Regions from separate parts of the Homo sapiens genome. Here all the other regions are linked to region 2. A link is a contact called in ENCODE Hi-C or POLR2A ChIA-PET data. All regions are on one chromosome and are shown on one strand. The core of a region is the stretch at or near the end of the contact, and the rest is flanking DNA. Distances in the headings are between cores, read along the strand shown.

Region 1 (3,716 bases), core at 895-3,394, 2.0 Mb after region 2:
AGAGTCACTTCCCACCCTGGCACACAAACCACAAGTAAAAAAACTGGAGCATCAAACACCAACATTAGCAGGATAAATACTCCATCTAATCATCCTACTAAATCATCAGACTGAGTCCCCAGAATTCTAATGCTCTTTCACTCCATTCCCTCTGCCTCTCTTGAGGCTTTAATTTGAGCCTTTCCCTCCCAACTAAAACCAGATATGTAAAGATGGTATTATATTTCTTCACAGCTAATAGCCAGACTATGAAATCATCCAGCAAGCAACTCCCAAGCCATGTGAATCAGTCGTAACACATTTCCTTCATTTTTATAACCCTGGAGATGGAAGAAGGGCCAGGAGGTAGATGAAGGGGAGGGTTATTGCCAGGTATTGTTAACTTTGTCCCTGGGTAATTGAAGTAAGAGCAGTCCAGGTCAGATTAGAAGCAAGATCTTGGAAAAGCTTGGATATAACAGGGACCTGGTAGACCCATATTGGATTGATTATGAAGCAGGAAGTGAAATCTGACATGCCTGACATTTAACACCCTAACCACATCCTGTCTCCTAGATGATGAGAATAAAGATATTGTATATTCAGTGGCACTGACATTTTTATGCCTCTTAACGAAAAGGGAAACAACTTTCTGGGACTGGTTGAAAGGATAAGGAAGCAGAGAACACCTTCACGGCCTTTAAGGAAGATAGGGGATTTGAGTAGGAAGTTGTATAAGGAAGGAAACATCAAGTCCTATATTTTGGGTGAATAAAGCAAACTAAGTTGCATCAGCCTGGGCAAAGAATGTTTTGAGTGAGGAAAATAAATGAAATAGCAATTGAAAACAGAAAAATCCAGTAATGATTTCTTTATTACCTGAAATACTTGAGATTTTTCAATGTTTTCACTCTCAACGTTTTCAACAATTTTCAGAACTAAAGGTATTTTAAAACTTGTATTAACTGTTGAAGGCTACTTGAGGATGCATAGGATTGAAGCACTGGTAGGTGTCTAGCTTAATAGCACATCTCAATAGCACATCTTGTATTTATATAATACAGCTTGAGGATTTCAACAGGTCTCTCAAAATGACCCCCTTCAGCAGCCCAGTCCACCTCCAAGTGCCCTCTTCTAAACAACTGAAAATAAGCAGGAAACAATTTCTTGTTATCGCTGGGAAAGAGATAGTTCTATTTCCCGAGTAATCGGTTTCCATGCATAAACAGCAAGAAAATATTCTTTTTGCCATTCTGAACCTAAATCACTCTTGCTGTAATTTATGATCATTTTCTCATATTCCATATTAAATAAAAGTGGAAAATAGCTCACTATTTCTTTTATTATAAGATTGTAGTTGACATCAGTAGATAATATCCATTCGACTGTATTCAGAGGAGTGGAAGGACAGGTGATTTTATCTAACATGGAACCATAGCCCCCAAATATGATGGAGCTGAGTAAAATCACTTGGTGGCCTGCCAGGAATGACACCACAGAAAATGTCATCAATGGTAATAGCAACAATAATATCTAGCTCCTCAACAGCATTTTATAATTTTGGAGAATATTTTCACATAAATCATCACATTTGATAGCCTTTTAAATTTTTATTTTAAAATGTATTTAACTTATTGAGAACTCTTACCTCACAATCATGCAAGCCACTTAAAATTTCCAGAAAGAAAACATAAATTTCCTATGAACTCAGCACTCTTCCCTGTTTGTCACTTTTGCTTTTGTTTCTCATGGATTTCATTCTTCTCTTCTCCAAAGTATTTCATCCTTATTTTGGTTCTTTCCTGTTCTCTTTTGCACACTCATCCGTCTGATTTCCAAGAACGTGATTCTCTTCTTTTATGTTTCCCCCCAAGGAAATGAAAGAAGAGTTTTGAAGAGACAGCTGCCCTCCATGCTCACGGCAGCATCATTCAAAACAGCTAAGATGAAGAAACAACTAAAAAAGTCTGTTGAGAAATGAATAAAGAAATACAATAATTTGTTTTTTTCTTCTTCCCACTTTCAACTTGTGAGACCCCATCACTGCCTTTTGGACTCTTGCTTCTTTTCTGATTCATGTTCCTGTTCACCATCACCTGCCCCACAGCACCCTCACAGGAAAAGAAAAAAAAAAGCCAAAACAAAACCGATCTCTTTGTTCACTGGATCAAAAGTCTTTTATTATAGTGCATTCAGACATTCAGAATACATATATGAGGCCTGCTATTCCTCACATGTTTGAGGGGAAGCAAGTAGTGTTTTTTACTTTTATTTTCTTTTGCCCTTGTTACTACCAAAACTACACACACACACACACACACACACACACACACACACACACCCTGTGTGCATGAATCTGCAGAAACTATTTTGTGAGTTCCTTTTACTATTTTACTGAGACATAGCATTAGTCTCACTTGTTGGTGGAAAATATTTGTATTTATCAAGGAACCTGACATCAGAAACCAGCTGGTCAATCTTACTTGCTTTCTAGTTGAGTCAACTCTATGTTGTTGAAAGGTCATAGGATTTGGGGAAAAAAAAGACAAAGATTTAGGCCAAAAAGACCTGTCACTCACTGGGACATGGATCAGACACTGAGTCCTCCCTGGGCACCAGTCATCTCTTCTGTGGAAGGGAAACCCTGCTTTCTGCACTGCCTCTCTCATGGTGATAAAAGGAATAATGGGATCGTGAATATAAATGCTTCATAAACTCTGAAGTTCTATAGGTTAAATTAAATAAGCTGGAGGCCACTAGCCTGAGTCTGTCTCCATACTTTGAGTTCCTACGTAGCAAAGTACAACCTAACTTAGCACTTAAACCTAACTTAGGAGTATAATAAACAGAAGTGTTTCAGCCAGTCACAGGCAGTCAACTCATCATACCGTACTCAAATAAGGCAGACATCTTAGCTGTGGCCAATAAAATGATTCTTCTACTTTACTTCTGTGTCTGCCAATAAAAGCTCGCTGCTCACTCTCCTAAAAAAAAAAAAAGCTCTCTGAACCTCTTCTGATTCTTAGAGTTGCCTGACGCCTGAATCATTTTTTGCTCATGTAAATTCTTTTAAATTTAATTTGCCTGAAGTTTTTCTTTTAACATATGCCTGAATATGATTCTTGATCATTTTTAAAGCCCCAAGTTTTAATTTGCAATGGTAGTATATCACAGTGGTCAGGAATATATAGACTTTGAAGGCAAAACGTCTGAGTTTATATCCAGGTTTTGCTGTTATAGTAGTGTGACCTTGCGCAAGTCATTACTTAACTTCTCTATGCCTCAGTTTTCTCATAATAATGGCACCTACATTAAAGGGTCATTATAATCCCATTACTAGTGGATATATGCAAAGTAGTTAGAAAAGTAGTAGGTACTTTATAAAGTCACCTGCTATTTTATTGTTGTTGTTAGTTTTTGTTATTTTATTTATTTTCATAATTTCATTTTTAACTTCTTTCTCTCCAAAGCACGAGCTAAAGATCTTTGTTGGCCTATGTTCAATGCCCACGTCTTCAGGACGGTTGGAGCTTCATCTTTATGGCTTACATTTTATGTTACTGATTCACACTTTCACTTCTGGGTGATTTTTCCTTATTGGTGTTCCTAGTGCCTTTGTTTTATTATTGTGAATGTGGTGTCATCTCCGGAAGACCAGATTGTGTTCAGCCTGCACACCATTTATCTCTTTAGCTTCTTTACTTCCCTCTTCTTCAGAATCTGACAGGTAAATTCTA
Region 2 (4,040 bases), core at 748-3,247:
TGGTTTAAGGAAGAACAAGACACGGCCTAGATGTGAAGTTGTTTACAAAGCAGTTAACTGTCTGAAGTTTCTTCTTGTTGTTGTTTTGTTTTTTTAAAGACAGAGACTTGCTCTATCACCCAGGTTGTAGTGCAGTGGCACGATCACAGCTCACTGCAGCCTTGACTTCCTGGGCTCAAGTAACCCTCCTGCACAGCCTGCCGGTAACTGGAACCACAGATGTGTACTGCCATGCCTGGCTAATCTTTTTGTTTTTTGTACAGAGTCTCACTATGTTGCCCAGGCTGGTCTCGAACGCCTGTGCTCAAGCGATCCACCCGCCTCGGCCTCCCAAAATTCTGGGATTACAGGCGTGAGCCACCGCACCCTGTCACGAAGTTTAAAAAAAAAAAAAAGCTCTCTTTTCTTTCCACGTTGTTTCCAGCTATTTAAAGAAACAAAATGGTAGACTAGACGCAGTGGCTCACATCTGTAATCCCAGCAATTTGGAAGGCCAAGGCGGGAGAATCACTTGACGTTAGAGTTTGAGACCAGCCTGGCCAACATGGGGAAACCCCATCTCTACTGAAAATACAAAAATTAGCCGGGCGTGGTGGTGCATGCCTGTAATCTCAGCTACTAGAGAGGCTGAGGCAGGAGAATCGCTTGAACCCGGGAGGCAGAGGTTGCAATGAGCCCAGATCTCACCACTGCACTCCAGCCTGGGCAACAGAGCGAGACTCCGTATCAAAAAACAAAACAACAAAACAAAACAAAAAACAGTAAAGAGAATACTATTGAGTTAATTTTACAGTTTTTCACGCTGTGGGTGTTTTCTATTCTCGTCTTTTGCTTAGCTGTCCTGTCTCCCTCTTTTTCTCAGGCAATAGTTTAGGATTTTTGTAAGTTATATTGTCAGTACTTCTCATTTAAGTTCCAGACAGTGTGCTAAGCAAAGCACTTTACTCGGTAAAGTAAGAGCTCACTTAATCTTCAAAATAACGTAGCAAGGTAGATATCACGAACATAGCAAGGTAGATATCACCGAAGGGAAAACCGCTCCCCGAAGGTCCGAAGGTCCAAGGTCTCTCTGCCATCTAGCTGCCCTGCGTATTGCCTGCCAGTGGGTAGTTGGAGCTGGGTATCTCTCCAAAGCTGGGCTCTTGGCTGCCCTTTGTGAAGGCAATTTTAAGGGACAGCAGGATGTGGAAGCCTGCGGTTAAGGAGTGAGCTGAGTCACTGGGTAACCAGTGTTGAATAATGTTTCTCAATGTCTGAAATGACACTCACTTCCTTTCCAGATTGGTAGAGGAGAAAAAAGAGGCGCAGTGAAAGCGCTCTCAAGGTGCGGTGGGTCAGGGTGATAGGCGGCGCCCGGCCGCTCCCTGGGGGTCCTGAGGGCGAGACCCCGGCAGGCTCCCGACTCCGGGAGCCGGGCGGGAGTTCGGTTTTCGCCGGCGCTCCACGGCCAGGCCACTTCGGAGGCAATCTGTGGCGGGGCGGGCGGACGCGAGGGCCGCCTCACCCCCGCGCGTCTTCCGGGACACCGGGCCCTCGGGCGCGCGGGAGGCGGGCTTAGCACGGGCGCAGGCTGCCCTCGGCGCCCGAGACACCCAGGCACAGCTGGAAGCTTCCTCCCCGTTAGCACGCGGGCCGCAGCGGGGGCTTGACCCCAATGCGAAGAGTCGGGTTTTCTGATTGGCTGAGAGTAGAAACGCAGGCGAGCGCCGCCTGAGACCCGCTCTGCGATTGGGTTTTACACGAACAGCAGAGCACGAAATAAAGAGGCCTTCAGTCATTGGGCCATTATGTGAATCTCCTTTTGGCTTCTCTGCAGACTGAATAAGCGTCTCAGGATCTTCGTCATGACTCCTAAATCTGGGCCTGTCAGTTCGCCCCAGCGTTTCTCGTCTCTAGGCACGGCATGGGGCTTACAGAGTTTAACCAATCATATAACGTCGAGATCAGGTTGCCAGGCAGATTATGCTAATAAGACCCCGCCTTTTATGCTGCTCCCACTCTGCGGCGGGAAGAACCACCTGGAGGTGGCGGGGGGGGTTGATTTCTATCACCCCTAGGGAGAGAGGATCGGGGACCCGCTGATCTTCCAGCTCCCCTCACCCAACGTCGTGTAAGTACCTAAAGGATTAAGGGAACCAGATAAGCCAGGGTCCAGACTACCCCATAGACTGGGAGGGTGTTTCGTCTTTGCTTAGTCCCACCCAAAATGGCGCCCAGCTCTTTCCGCGTCTCAGAGCCCGGCCGGGGCCAACCGACCGCGGACCCGGGTGGGGGGGGAATTGATGGTGGTGGTGGGGGGGAGAAATCCCGGCGGCACCGCCCGATGGTACAGTCCAGCCGGGGCTGGGACGAGGCACCTCACTCGGGGTGGGGGGTCAAACCATCTGCACCTTCCAAGGGGAAGAGGGCAAGGCCCCCTCCAGCAGGCCCTCCTGGCGCCGCGTTCAGCGCCGGCCTCGGCGTCTCGTCGCCCCTGCCTTCGCCGCGCGCAGCCTCCCCCTGCGACCCCCGAGTGGCTCGCACGCTCCGCCGGCCGCGCGCACCTCTCCTCCCCTGCCCGCGTTGGTTGGGCCGGGACGGCGGTTGGGCGGCCTGCGCGCTCCGGCGGCGGCGGTTGCGCGGGCGCTCCGGGCGCGGCGGGCAGGTCTCCGCCGGCCGGGAGCCGAGCACCGGGGGCTGGGGGCCGGGCGCCGGGCTGGGGGTGGCAGTGCGGGCAGGGCTCCGGGGCTGGCCGGTTGCGGGCGCGTGGGGCGGAGGGTCCTGTTCGATGGGGCGCCCAGCTTTGTCTGCGGAGGCCGCGCCGCCCACTTGCCATCGATGGCTGGGCCCCCGGCCTGCCTTCCCAAGCTAGCGTCCGGGACCGGGGCGGGGGGCCGGCCCGCAGGGGTGTGGGGTGGCCCCTGCGGGTCTGTCCCGTGGCACCGCGTCGGGGCTGGCCGGGCGGAGGCGGAGGCCGAGGCCGGGGTCGCGGCCCTGCCCCAGTCCGCCTGCACCCAGGGTGCAGCGCAGAGGCAGGGCGAGGCCGGTCGGCGCTCGGGAGAGGGCTGATGGTGTGCACCTCTCCAGCCCCTCGCCAGCTTTTGTTAAGCAGGTTTAACCCTGCAGCTAGGTGTTGATACTCTACTAAGTAAAATGGAATATTCCCCGTCTGCCCTCCAGCCACGCGAACGCAGCGCTGTTGAATTTGTGTGCGCGCCTTTAGCCTTGCTTGGTGGATGAGTTGGATTTTAGTGCATTTTCAATCAATGTGCGTGTACACTTAAGCACAAGGAGAGGTGGCTTTGTGCTGTCATCGAGGATTAGATGTGTGATGAGACCCACCCAGCTCTGCCCTGTGCCCTAATTCTGCTGCTTTGCCTGTTGAAACCTTGCCTGTCTCGTCACCCCAAATTCTCTAAACTTAGCAGTACTTAACCTTTATTAAAAACAGCAGAATCACTCATGACTGTTTTGTGGCCTCTTTTTCTGACCTGTTCTCTTTGTTTCTATCACTCCTCCATCGCTGTAAGGCAAGAAGGTGTATTATTACATTGTATTTTTTTTGTATCTTCCTACCATTCCAGCATCACAATAGCTTCCACTTTGATGAGCAGTACTTATTTGTTGTTCTAGAATAGAGAAAACAAGATTTTTTTTTAAAATTAGGATTGGTTGGGGGCAAAGCAGCGTTTAAACAGTGTTTATTCAATATGGGGTATTTAGAAAGGAACTTTGCTAGGTTTATTTAGGAGACAGGGTCTCTGGTTGCCCAGGCTAGAGTGCAGTGGCGCGATCTTGGCTCACTGCCGACTCGACCTCCCGGGCTCAAGGGATCCTCCTGCTTCAGCCTCCCTAGTAGCTGGGACTACAGGCGTGCACCACCACGCCTGGCTAATTTTTCTACTTTTTGTAGAAACGGGGTTTCATCATTTTGCCCAGGATGGTTACGAACTGCTGAGCTCAAGCAATCCTACCGCCGCAGCATCCCTAAGTGCTGGGATTGCAGGCATGGGCCCCCGCGCTCGGCCTTTAGGTTTACTTTTACAATAAATTGAGGTGAA
Region 3 (3,557 bases), core at 829-3,328, 1.5 Mb after region 2:
GAATGACTACTTTGCTATCAAACAAGAAGTCGTCACCCCAGACAACATGTGCATGGGGAGGACCAGTCGTGGTAGGTCATATTTCTTCTCTAAAAGCTCTTGGGTTTACAAGAATTACCTGACTTTGTGAGTTTTTTTCAGGTTCCATTTTTTTTTTCTTATTTATTAGACCTGTAGATTCCTCAGTTTCAGCCTTCCCATCTTAGAGTGTCCAGATACTAAGAACTTTCCATCGTGGTGTTTTAGCCAAGTCCATTATTATGACAAAGGCCATGGGGTCCACAGTGAAATCAAAATCAGGCAATCTAAGAAATTAAATATCTTACTTGGGCAAAATGTTTTACTCAATAACTCTAGTTGAATTTGGTCATTTTGAAAGGTATGCTCTATTTTCCTTGAGGAGGACATAATCAAGTAAAAATGGTTCAAGTGGCCACCCTGGAAAACCCTTAAGCTTAGCATGTGTCCTGGTGCTCCTCCCAGAGGACTCCTGGGTCTGACTGTAGATCCTAGCTGGGTACCTGGAATGACCTCTGCTGGCCAGCCTGGGATCTTTAGCCTCCTGTGACTTTTTCGGTTTGGGAAGATACAAGATGGTTAACCAACGGTTTATTTGGAACCAGTCATCAGCAGTGTGGTGAAGTGTGTATTTAGCTAGAGGACCAGGGACGGAGGTGGCCAGGGGTTTCCAAAAGAAGGTAGTTTTGTTAACGTGACTATTATAATAGTGATAAAATATTCACTGTCAGGGAAGAAAGTGTTTAAAAATAGAGCTGGGTGACATAAAGCAAAAAAGGTAAAATGCACCCAATTTTTAGGAACAGGACATAAACACTCAGAGGTACAGCCTACCTAGTAAAGTGTCCAGATTGTTTTGTTTCTGAGAAAAATGCAATCTATTGTAAGAAAGGGTTTGTCTATTTAGCAAGAGCTAGATGATTTCTAAAAAGGTGAAAAACCTGACTTTTCTGGTGGGTAAATGGGAAAGAATTATAAATGGGAAGAGGAACAGGAGAAAGCTGATCAAGCGGGGCTTGGGTCAGATGTCAGGCTGGGGCTGGCCTATTAGTGATTTCTGCTCAATGACTGACCATATGCGGTGCCTATTGTGAGGCTCTTGGAGGAGAGCCCAATGGTACCTTTACTTTGAAGAATCATGGGTCATGCCCATTGTCGTCTTCTTCGAGTATTCAGACTCACACTTCCTCCTAGCAGGCCTAGGGATCACCAACAAGCCCTGCAGAGGGAAAGTCCCTGCAAAATCAGAACCCCTAATCTTCCTTCTTAAGGCCCCAGGGTGTTAGTGTTTCAGACCGAAGGGGATGGGTGGGACCAGTCGGCCTTCCCCTTTCTGGCTCTTTTTTATTTTTGGGTGCATGTCTATTTAAATACATACACACAAGTGTGTGTACATGTGTTTCTTTTTTATCAGGCGAGTCAAAGCATTAAAACGACTTTCTTCCTTGTGGGACTTTCTGTACATCTACACAGTGAGGCCAAGCCTGTGGGTTTGGGCTCAGCCATGTTGTAACTTTGGGTCGATCTCCTGTCACATTGTTTTGAAATTGCATCTGGCTTTGCATTTGTGTAATTGTCTCTTTCCCTCTCCTTTTCTTCATTCTTGGTTTTGGTCCCTACCACCCCTCCAACCCCAAACTAATGACTGTGGACCAAAAGTGACCCTTACAAGGAGACATGAGGTATTTCTTTCTGGCTCCACTCTTCTTCCCTCCCTCCAAGTTCAGGCCACAGAAACTTGAGGGGAAGACCATTTTGTGCAGGGCTGTTTTCTGCATGTTAGAAGTGCTGCAAACAGGGCCTATGCAAAGGGCCAATTGATTCTGAGATGCTGTGATTGGTCTAGACCGAAAGCATTACTGTTAGCTGATTGTTATTTATACTAACCATAGTACAGTATTCACGGGCTGCATTACAGCGTACAGAGTGCTTCTATGCCCCACTTATTTGGGCCCTAAGGACTGTCTTTGTACGAGTCTACTCAGTGGGTGGCTGGGTGCTGCCGCATCTTCTGTTTTGAGTGCTCTGAGGTCTGTTTGGTGGACTCAGATAGCTTTGGAAGGAGCTCGCCGAGGCCCTTCTCAGAAAGGCTGGCTAGTGGACAGTTTAGAGAACACAGGTTTCCCTACATGAGCGCAGCAGCATAACTGAGTATCTAATCCAGTTGGATTCTACCCATTTTTGGAGAAAATACCCGTAAATGAAGGTTCCCAGCACCAGGGTTGTGAAATCGAGCTAAAATGAAAGCTGCCTACCGCTGTAAACCACAACTCTCAACAGGGTTGCATTTGCCTCATGTTTGGGGGGTTGCCAGAGACTGGTTCTGGCTTGGTTTAGTCCCCTTGCTTAGTGGGACTCCTTGGAAACTCTACTATCTTGCTTGTGAAAATTCTGATGTCCTTTTTCTCCAAGTATAAAATTGGCTGATAGAAATGGAATCATTTCAGAGAGACTTTAGCATAAATACTATCGACTTGGTGCGGTGTTGATGAAAATATAAATTCTCCTTCTTAGGCTTTTGGTATGTTTGTCTCAAAGAGAAAATAAGTGACCATGAAGATCAGTAGCTGGTATGAACAAATACCTTTTTATGAGACGCCACAGAATTTCCTGTTCTGCTAAAACAAGGCTTTGACATTCTGGTTGTAGGCTGTTTTCTTAAATCATTTAGTGTGAATTTCTTGAAAGAAAATTAAATGATCTCTAAAAAGGTGAAAAAGATGACTTTTCTGGTGGGTAAATGGGAAAGAATTTTTAAGAATTATAAAGAAATATATATTCATTTTTAGTAAGAATGAAGAGGTGCCCTTTTGCTAGTGGACTGGGTGGGCAGGGCTGATAACTCCATGAAGCTCTTCAGTTTGCTTTCCAGAGATTACCCTCCTCTGAATGGATGAGTGGAGGAAGGAATGAGATGAAACGGATGACACCACCTTTCTGTTTAAAGCAGTTCCAGAGGGGGTCAGGATGTAGAGAAAACCCACAGCAGTGGATTTTACAAAAAGTACACACTCAACCGAATACATTTTATCCGGATCTTTAAACAATGTTGGGAGCAACATATTTTCCTATATATTTAATTTAGGTTTGGGCATCTGTTCATGTTTGATGTTTATTGTTTTAACCAATCTCCGCTGTCATGGAGGGAAAAATACACTGGAGGCACACTAATATGAAGTTGTATAAGTCAGCCTTATTCTGGGATTTGAAATTTATAGATCAACCACCCCTGAACAATTAAGAGTTGACTTACGGATATTTCTCCGTAAACATTTGTCACATCCCTTTGCCTTTTGGCCTGTGCTGAATTGAGGTGACCATCTAGTCTCCTATGATTTAACTTAGGTTACTTGAAAAGTATCTGAAAGTTGCATATAAAAACCATTCCTGCGAGCCTTTTTCGCTCTTAGATTCATTTGTTTTCCTCCAAAACTATTTTTTTTTTTTTTTTGCTAGCCTCCTTTTTAGTGGCATTTTTGCCAATGGAAATTTCTCCAGGAGCTATTGTGCAATCATAGCAGCTGTTTATAACCTGGTTT
Region 4 (3,935 bases), core at 1,281-3,780, 1.6 Mb after region 2:
GGATGAGAGCTTTTCTGCATGAGATACTGTACTGCCTCAGACATCATCCTTTTAACAACAATCACAGTAGTTAACGTTTATGGAGTGCCTATCATTTGCCTGGCATGATGATAACTGCTCTATGAGCATTAATGCATTAGTTTTTATAATGCACTGCTAAGGTAGGTATTATTGCTATCTCCGTTTTGGGAAAGAAGGCTCTGTGGCACAAAGGGATGAAAGAATGTACTGAGGTTTCCCCAGCAAGTACAGCTAGTGGGTGCTGGAGCTGTGATTTGAAACAAGGCAGTCTTCCTGTGGATCCTAAATCTCTCCCTTGGAGTTTAATTTTATTTATTCATTCATTCACTAAGTAACTACACTCATTCAAGCTACTGTCGTCTTTCACCTGGATAACAAGTAATAACAACTTCCTAAGTTGTGCCTTTCTTTTACACAGAGAGTTTCAACCTTGGTTGCACATTGGTATCACTGGAGAAAATTTAAATAACTAATCATCTCCCTCTCCTGCTTAAAACATTTCTTCAGATAAAGGATGAAAATCGCAACAAGGCCCACACTACATGGCTCTGCAACATCTGACCCTTTCCTTCTTACCAGCCTCATTTTGTACAACTCACCCCTCACTCTCAGCATGCTGCCGCTCTGGCTTTCTTAGCCTTCTGGACGACTGCATGCTATTTCTTGCCTCAGGGCCTTGACATGCTGACCACAGTTCTCTTCAGCTAACTGTTTGGTTGACTCCTATCCCTTCTTTACGCCTTAACTTGGTGCTGCTGATTACAACAATGGCCACCCCTTCCTGTGTCTACACTCTTACCCTCTTTAAAATGTGACTTTGCAGCTCCTTCCATGGCCGAGGGGTGAAGTCTCTTTTCCTACCCTGTGAATCTGGGCTGGCCTTGTGACTTGCCTTGGTCAATGAAATGCTGCAGAGTGGTGACTGTGCCAATTCTGAGTCTCAGAAGGCTTTGCAGGCCTGGGCTTACTCTCTTTGAACCCCACCATTACCCAGAAAGCCCAGGCTAGTCTGCTGGAGGATCCTGACTGAGGCTGTCCCAGACCAGCCAACTCCCAGCTGACCATAAACTCATAAGGAAGCACAGCTGAGATTAGAGCTGGGGTTGGATCAGCAGAACCTCTTAATTGATCCACAGACTTGTAAATGATAATTAAATCGTTGTTATTTTAAGCCACTTTGAGGTCTACTTACTATGAAGCAATAGATACCTGATACACTTAAATATCGCTTTCTATTTCTCTTCCAGCCTAGGCCTCATTTCTTCATTCATACCCGAAAAGGACATCTTGTACTTATTAATTGTGGCATTTAGGATAATTCTATAGAAGCTAAAAATTGGTAACTGATGCTTTTTTTCTTCCTGATTAAAGTTTAAGCTCCATAAGATTAATATCCATATCTGATTTGCTCACTGCAATATTTTTATCATCTAGCACTGTGTTTTGTACATAGTAAGTGCAAAATAAATATTTTTTATAAAATGAAAGCAAGAATGAATGAATGGATTCACTAAACACTTATAAAATACCTTCTATATATTGGGTACTGTCTAAGATTCTAAAGATATAAGAATAAATAGGGCATAGTCCTTGCTCTTAAGTTGTTCTCAGTTTAAAAGCTGAGACATGAATATATAAACAAAAATTATAAACCAAGTTGATAAGTGTAATTGAGGTTGTATTTAGTGTTTATGGAAGCAGGATAGACTAGGGTTTGAACACATCTGGAGAAAAGGTTTTTCTGGAAAATCCGTTACGGAGGAAATATTTGAGATGATAGTCCCACATCTGATGGGTGTATTGCAATGGGTATTCAAATACCAAAAGTGGTACTTCCACTGGTAACATGATTTTTCACAATGATAAATGAAGCTTGTTAAATTTCCATATGAGACAAAACGTAATCTTTCTTTGATTTACATAACAGTTGCAAAAATTCAAACTGTACAAAATCATGTATTTAAACTGTACAAAAACTAGATCCTAGGTGTTTATATGTAAATGGCATTAAGTGTTAGGCTCAGATAAGTTTAAATAGTTTTCATCCACATAAATGTATGGAGGGACATTTGAAGACCAGTTAGAATGTGGGGCAATTTTTCACTGCATGAGAATGCCTTACACGTTGCAGGACATCTAGCATCCCTAGCTATTTCACAATAAGTGACAGTGGCATCCCCTCTCGATATTGGGACAACTCAAAATTTTCTTCAAATTTCTAAAGCTCTTTTTACCAAGGTGGTGTCACATGTGCATAGAACTACTGATTTTAAAAAAGTTGCTTTGACTAATTAACATTACTGCTTTATGCAACTGCATTATTTGAAGGAACTTATGCTGTCTGCACAAATGTTCTAACGCTTACAAATTACTTTGGCATTATTGCCAAAAGATGATTCAACAGAGTTTCTTGACAGGGAAGGAAAGAATCTAAATACTCCCTTTCTATTTCTGGAAGCACGTAACCTTGAAATCTAAGCTGCTCACAAGAAGGATGTAGTTCAGAAGCTCAGCAAGCCCACATTTCCTCAGGACTGGAAACAACCAACTACAAATCTGTTTCATGGTTCTAGGCAACAGCAGCACAAAAACACATGAAACGTATTCTGAATAGAGCACATCCTCATTAACTTTTACTAATGGAGCTAGTCTGGATTAGTGAGAAGTCGTTGTTGTTATATATTTATAACATAACATAAGTAATTAAATAATTATTTAATAAATTATTTTAAAGGGTATATAACACATGAGCAAACATATGAACCCTTACATTATGTGAAATCACTGTGCTAGTTGCTTTGAGGGTATAAAGATGCCTAACAAATGTTTCTGATCCTCAAAGAACTGAACATCTCAATTTGGAGATAGGATATAATTATGCAAAATTAACAACACCAACTGCAAATGCCTAAGATACAGACAGTAAGGACTTTAGTAGTTCAAGGGCAGAGAGGGCTTTGAGAACTAGAGTGATCCAGGAAGGCTTCACAGAGGCTAGAGCTGGGCGCTGAAAGATAGATATGAATCAAGTAAAACAATTAAAGAGTGCATTCCAGGTGGAAGCAATGGCCTTGGCAAAGGCAAGGAGGCAAAATTTAAGTGTCATCTTACAGAGGTTATAAACAGACTTACCTGGCCAGAGAGGAGAGTCATACTAGGTAGTAGTAGTCTAGTGCCAGAGAGTGAAGCATGTTTAATACCAGGATAAGATATCAGAACTGATTTTTTTTTTCTTTTGAGGAAAGAGGGGTCATTTAACATTTTAATCAAGGGAGTAAAAGAGTAAGAAGTTATTTAGGTGTTGGAGGGAAACCTTTCTTTCCACCCTGTGTTTGTATTTCATTATGGATAAGTCTGTAGCAGAGAAATACTCCTGGCTTTTTAGTCTCCCAACTCAAACCTCTCCAGGGAAGAAGGAATAATATTTTCCAATTGAGAATTTGGGAGATAAACTTGGGGATGCATAATTCAGCACCTTCCTTCCTCATCTCCTGAGATATTGCTGCAGAGCGAACACATCCTTGTTGCTTTGCACTCTAGCTTTTACCGACATAGGTCCATGTGGAGAGGCCTGTGTCCAGATGTGCTTGTGATTGGGTGAGCAGGTCTGTTTAATTCAGAATAAATTACTTGCATAGTCACTAGCTGTAAACCTCAGCTGGATTCTCTGAAATGGATTTTATCTATAATAAAACTGACATTTTAATCCCTACTTGTCTAACTTAGGTGTTTCTCTCTTAATTCCAACTTGGGTAGAAGATGACTGGTGCCTGTTAGCCTCTACCACATAGAAGATAAAATATCCAATTAGACAGAGGTAAAAGAAAATGGTTTCACCAATCCAAAGGCCCATTAAAAAGTCCTCCAAAGAAAGCTTATGCTTCATATACCTTGGACTTGGAAATTAGGTTGGC
Region 5 (3,950 bases), core at 724-3,223, 1.3 Mb after region 2:
TCCTCCTTTTGCTCAGGGCCTGTGCGTAGAGTTTAAGCAGTGTGGAGATATTTCTTCACTTTTCCTTAGGGTGTCCACATCAAGACCCTGAGGCCATCTTACCACCCTTCTGGATCAGAAGAGGCCTTCAGAGTAAGTGGTAACTGTCCTGATTGGGGCGAGGGAGTTTTCTAGAGGGGAGCATCTCATTACTAAACCCAGAAATACAGAGACACTTGCATGAACACATCAACAGGAAGCAGAGAAACAGGCATAAAATGGCCCAATGACCCCCACTCTCGGGTCTTTGCAGGAATCCCCTCTCACCTACTTCTCACCTACTCACTTTGGGTTTGAGGAACCCAGGCTCTTATAGGCTCTTATAGCTCCCTTTAACCCATCACAGTCAGTTATCTCATCTCCAGATTTGCAAGTTCCTTCGGTTGGTGTCTTTTACCTAAGTCAGCATATTTCAAACTTTCATAAAAAAAACTTAGAAAATAAAAACCACGACCCCACCCAGAAGATAAAAATCTCTTGAATTCTCTGAGCCCAACATCTTAGCCTTCTCTTGCTGAGCCCTGAGCAGGGAGTCGATTCTTTCGGGTTCTGGGGAATGGCGGGCTCTGCCAGTCCCCACCTCGCCAGCCTAATAGTTTTTCCAGACAGACTCCCGCTTGGTGTTGCGCGGCAGCCTCGAAGCTAACCCCTGGTCCCATTCATTCCCCTAGGTCCTCTAAGGCCCGTCACGTTAGGGGGTGTCCCTCCTCTCTGCTCCTGGCCCTACTTGGCGAACCCTTTCAGAGACAGCAGTCAACTTTTCTGAAGTGAGACGCGAACCCAAACCCTCACCTTTCCGCCTGGGTTGCACTTTGCAACCTAGACCCAGGCTTGGCGGCGGCGGCTGGGGTGGGAATGGCCGGGCGGGCGCGGGGCGCGGGCTCACAGCCGGCCCCTGCAACGGAGGCGGCTCCGAAGGACGCAGGACCCTTTCGGAGGCGACAGCTCCAGGAGCCCTGGTCCTGGAGCCGGCGCACGCCTAGGCGCGAAGGGCGGGGGCTCGGGGCGCTAGGGATCTGTGCGGACGGGGGCTGGGGAAGGTTCCCCGCCGGAGAGGCGGCGAGGCCGGCCCAGGAGTCCCGCGGAGCCGGCGGCTCTCCAGCGCCTAGAGCCGGGCGACTGAGTGCCGAGAGGAAGGGAAAGCGCTGACATGTAAACAGGGGCTTCCATCTGGAGGAGCCCGCTCAGATAGATCCCCCGACACACTCACTTGCACCCCTACCCTCGTGCAACGAGGCCACTTACCCACCCCAGGGCCCACCAGGCAGGGACCCGAGCCCGGGCGACTGCAGCCCCCGCCCCCGCCGTGTTCCGCCTCTGCGGAGAGGAAGCCCAGTGCCTAGCGCTGGGGCCACGGGAGCCCCGGGTGTCGGTGGGAGTGGTGGACCCCGAGGTCTCTCGCCCTTGACTCCGTTCCGTACCCTGGGGTCCCCCGGTTTCCCGCCGTCCCCTCCTGCAGCCCCGGCGGGCAGCGAGGTGGGAGGGGGGCCGGGGCTCCACTTTGGGGGCTGGGATTTCGGGGGAGGGTCGCCCTCAATGCGGGCGCCTGGCCGGCTGGCCCGCGAGTAGGACTCGCCACCCGAGCGCCGGAGGAGCCGGCGCGAAGCCGGGGCGCGGAGGGAAGGGAGAGAGGCCACGTCTTCCGGGACGCGGGCCCCGCACCTACCCGCCCGCCGCTTCGCCTCCCCGGCCGGTCCCCGCCGCCCGCGTCCGTTGCCCCGCCGCTTACCTTAATAGTCCCGTCCATTTGGCCAAGTCTGCAGCCGAGCCCCCCAATATTCCACACATTGACCCGGTTACAGCCTGACCTCGCAGCCCCTTCGGATTAGCCCGGCGCGGCCTCCCTGGCGCCCTGGGCCCTCCCTGCGTGCCCCCTGCGAGCGCCCTGCCCTCACTCCCCTGTGCACGTTTGTTGTTGTAGCGGAGCGAAAGAGACAGTTAACCGGATGAAACTTTTTTTTCAGCTAATTTTGGGAAGTGACTTCACTTTGCGAATCGGGGAGGAAGTCCTATCTCTCTCTCTCTCTCTCTCTCTCTCTCTCTCTCTCTCTCTCTCTCTCTCTCGCCTCGAGCTCTCCTCTCTCTTCTCTCCCCTCTGCTCTCCCTCGTCTTCCCTCCCCCCCCACACCCCCTCTTCCTCCCCTGCTGGTCCTGCTTTTCGCATCACACACTATATAAATATACGCGGAGATGCCCAGACACATTCATGCGCTGCGCACACAGGATACTTGCTCCTGGGAGATAAGAGCTAGCCGGGAACAATGACGGGGTCCACGCCCAGCGTCCGCGCCCTGATTCCCGAAGTCTGAACCTCCCCCCATCACCTTCCCCCAAAATCCAAAGCCAAAGACCTTTGGCTTCTTTGCTTTTCCTGAGGCGGTTGGCCGAAGGTGGCCCTCCTGACTCATTCACTTTCCGTTTCTTCCCACAGATACGTTCATTAATGCTTTTTCCAGCCGGAGACAAACTTTTTGGGGGTGGGGTAGGGGGGGTATGGAGGGAGAGTTGGCTAGGGCTGCGGGTAACCCAGCGCCTACTGCCGGGGAAGACTCGGACGAAAACCGAGGCAAACCAACCATTAAAAAGTGCATCCAATAAGAATTTTTCCACTCAGGCCCTCCGCTGCCGAGACGCGGCAGACTCCCAGAGCGGCTCACCCACTCATCGAAGCGGATTCTGGGCGGTTTCGGGCTGACCCGCGCTGTCAGGGCGCGGACTCCATTCCGGGCGCATTGTTAGGAGAAGGGGCCCCTCGGGGCGGCGCGCCTCGACCCTGGGCTCCCGGTGCCCGCAGAGGGCGGAGATCCGCGGCGCCCTAGGCCACCTATCCGCATCTTCTCGAGCCAAACCCCCAGCGCTTACCCGGACCCGACGGCCCAAGCACTGACTCCCAGGCAAGAGTCGCCCTTCCTGGTCCCCAGGGAACTGACACTACCGCGGGACGTTCCCTCTAGGACAGTCAGCAGGTCCCAGGAGCGCAGCACGCAACAGCGCAGAGCAGACCCAGACTTTTCCCGGGGTGAGACCCGGAGGCCCGCGCTCTGGACCGTCCTCCCTACCCAGCCTGGAGGCCGGCGTTCCCCGGCCCAACCCGGAGACCTCCCCGCCTCCCTCCTGGGCCGCCGCGCGCCCCAGTTGGAGCAGCCTCGAGGGGCTGGGCCCTTTCGGCCGGACTCCCTTCTCCCGGACATCCAAAACAGGTTACCTTGTCCACGCTCTCCGGACCACGCTTTGGACTTGCTCACTTTTATTTAAGAGTCCGACGGGGGAAAGAGGGAAAAAAAATCCAGAGGAGATCCAAGTCAATTGGAAGAAAAAATTTCAAAAGGGTGTCCACAGAGGCGAAAAAAGGTGACTTATTAATTCTTTATTTCTTCAGGAGCAATTGAGCCCGAGAGCTCACTCGTCTCCCTCCCTCCCCCTCCCTCTCTAGAAATTAGTCTCATCAATTCGGCTCCAATTTTGGGTTCGAATACAGACACGGGTCTGAACGTGACCAGACCTGGAGTGGCGGGTGCAGCCTGCCAGCAATTGAGACTTGGTGTGCGTGTTGGGGGTGGGGGTGGGGTGGATGGTGGGATGGGGGCCGGGCTGACTCCCCCCGCTCCTGTCTGCTTCTCAATCCAGGGGTCTGCTCCGGGGCTCCCCTGGGACCGCCACATCTGGTTACCGCTAGCGGGGTCAGTCCCCCCCTTTGCCTGGGGCCACCAGTTCTGGAGTTCAATTAAAAGAAATCAGGCTTAACCCTTTCCTCCCCGCGGCAGGCTGCCTGCCCTCTCACTCCTCCCTTCAGCGTTTCCACGTGCTTTCCAGAGAGGAAAGAGGTTAACGGGAAAGGAAGAATGAATTACATCCTTTCAAACCCCAAATTGTTTCCTTTTCAGCCCAGGCTCTACCGACCTTCAAACTAC

What was found. Hi-C counts contacts between places; a loop is a spot of excess contacts on that map. ChIA-PET counts read pairs that join two places held with the same protein, here RNA polymerase II (POLR2A). Pooled maps may share reads with other maps.
Region 1: a pooled map shows a loop between it and region 2 (6-fold over the local background). The contact joins the enhancer-like site here to the promoter of PRDM10 in region 2. A Hi-C loop is called at or near these places in 6 of 50 pooled maps. POLR2A ChIA-PET finds 5 or more read pairs at or near these places in 2 of 52 experiments (A673 and activated T-cell).
Region 3: a loop to region 2 is called in a pooled map, with 4 times the contacts of the local background. The contact joins the enhancer-like site here to the promoter of PRDM10 in region 2. A Hi-C loop is called at or near these places in 2 of 37 single-sample maps with no recorded cell type and 7 of 50 pooled maps. POLR2A ChIA-PET finds 5 or more read pairs at or near these places in 1 of 52 experiments (WTC11).
Region 4: a loop to region 2 is called in a pooled map, with 2.8 times the contacts of the local background. The contact joins the enhancer-like site here to the promoter of PRDM10 in region 2. A Hi-C loop is called at or near these places in 3 of 50 pooled maps. POLR2A ChIA-PET finds 5 or more read pairs at or near these places in 2 of 52 experiments (B cell and naive thymus-derived CD4-positive, alpha-beta T cell).
Region 5: a loop to region 2 is called in a map of CD4-positive, alpha-beta memory T cell, with 7 times the contacts of the local background. The contact joins the promoter of FLI1 here to the promoter of PRDM10 in region 2. A Hi-C loop is called at or near these places in 1 of 168 maps with a recorded cell type or tissue (CD4-positive, alpha-beta memory T cell), 3 of 37 single-sample maps with no recorded cell type and 8 of 50 pooled maps. POLR2A ChIA-PET finds 5 or more read pairs at or near these places in 1 of 52 experiments (activated B cell).

The regions. Positions count from the first base shown.
Region 1 is chr11:128,049,844-128,053,559 of GRCh38, reverse strand. It overlaps LOC107984374 (a long non-coding RNA gene), which reads left to right. Exons shown (of 2, transcript XR_001748082.2): 2 at 1,854-1,977. Among named protein-coding and RNA genes, the nearest start is that of LINC02725, 44 kb to the left of the region's middle. Within about 2 kb of position 2,144, at least 2 of the 41 ENCODE cell types and tissues checked have a DNase peak (open chromatin) inside an H3K27ac peak, as active enhancers do.
Region 2 is chr11:130,000,792-130,004,831 of GRCh38, reverse strand. PRDM10 (PR/SET domain 10) reads left to right here and starts at 1,997. Exons shown (of 21, transcript NM_199437.2): 1 at 1,997-2,110. PRDM10-DT (PRDM10 divergent transcript) reads right to left here and starts at 2,208. Exons shown (of 1, transcript NR_024233.1): 1 at 1-2,208. RefSeq lists silencers at 1,274-1,663, 2,374-2,693, 2,704-2,753, 2,784-2,963 and an enhancer at 1,774-1,863.
Region 3 is chr11:128,481,337-128,484,893 of GRCh38, reverse strand. It overlaps ETS1 (ETS proto-oncogene 1, transcription factor), which reads left to right. Exons shown (of 10, transcript NM_001143820.2): 7 at 1-71. Among named protein-coding and RNA genes, the nearest start is that of MIR6090, 39 kb to the left of the region's middle. RefSeq lists enhancers at 1,347-1,416, 1,787-1,836, 2,017-2,096. Within about 2 kb of position 2,078, at least 13 of the 41 ENCODE cell types and tissues checked have a DNase peak (open chromatin) inside an H3K27ac peak, as active enhancers do.
Region 4 is chr11:128,416,349-128,420,283 of GRCh38, reverse strand. All of the region lies in intron 1 of LOC124902789 (a long non-coding RNA gene), which reads right to left. Among named protein-coding and RNA genes, the nearest start is that of MIR6090, 100 kb to the left of the region's middle. Within about 2 kb of position 2,530, at least 2 of the 41 ENCODE cell types and tissues checked have a DNase peak (open chromatin) inside an H3K27ac peak, as active enhancers do.
Region 5 is chr11:128,692,095-128,696,044 of GRCh38, reverse strand. FLI1 (Fli-1 proto-oncogene, ETS transcription factor) reads right to left here and starts at 1,973. Exons shown (of 9, transcript NM_002017.5): 1 at 1,769-1,973. The coding sequence starts at 1,786. SENCR (smooth muscle and endothelial cell enriched migration/differentiation-associated lncRNA) reads left to right here and starts at 22. Exons shown (of 3, transcript NR_038908.1): 1 at 22-132; 2 at 2,654-3,390; 3 at 3,924-3,950. RefSeq lists silencers at 942-1,071, 1,122-1,341, 1,382-1,431, 1,652-2,021, 2,705-2,844 and 1 more and a cis regulatory region at 1,753-2,485.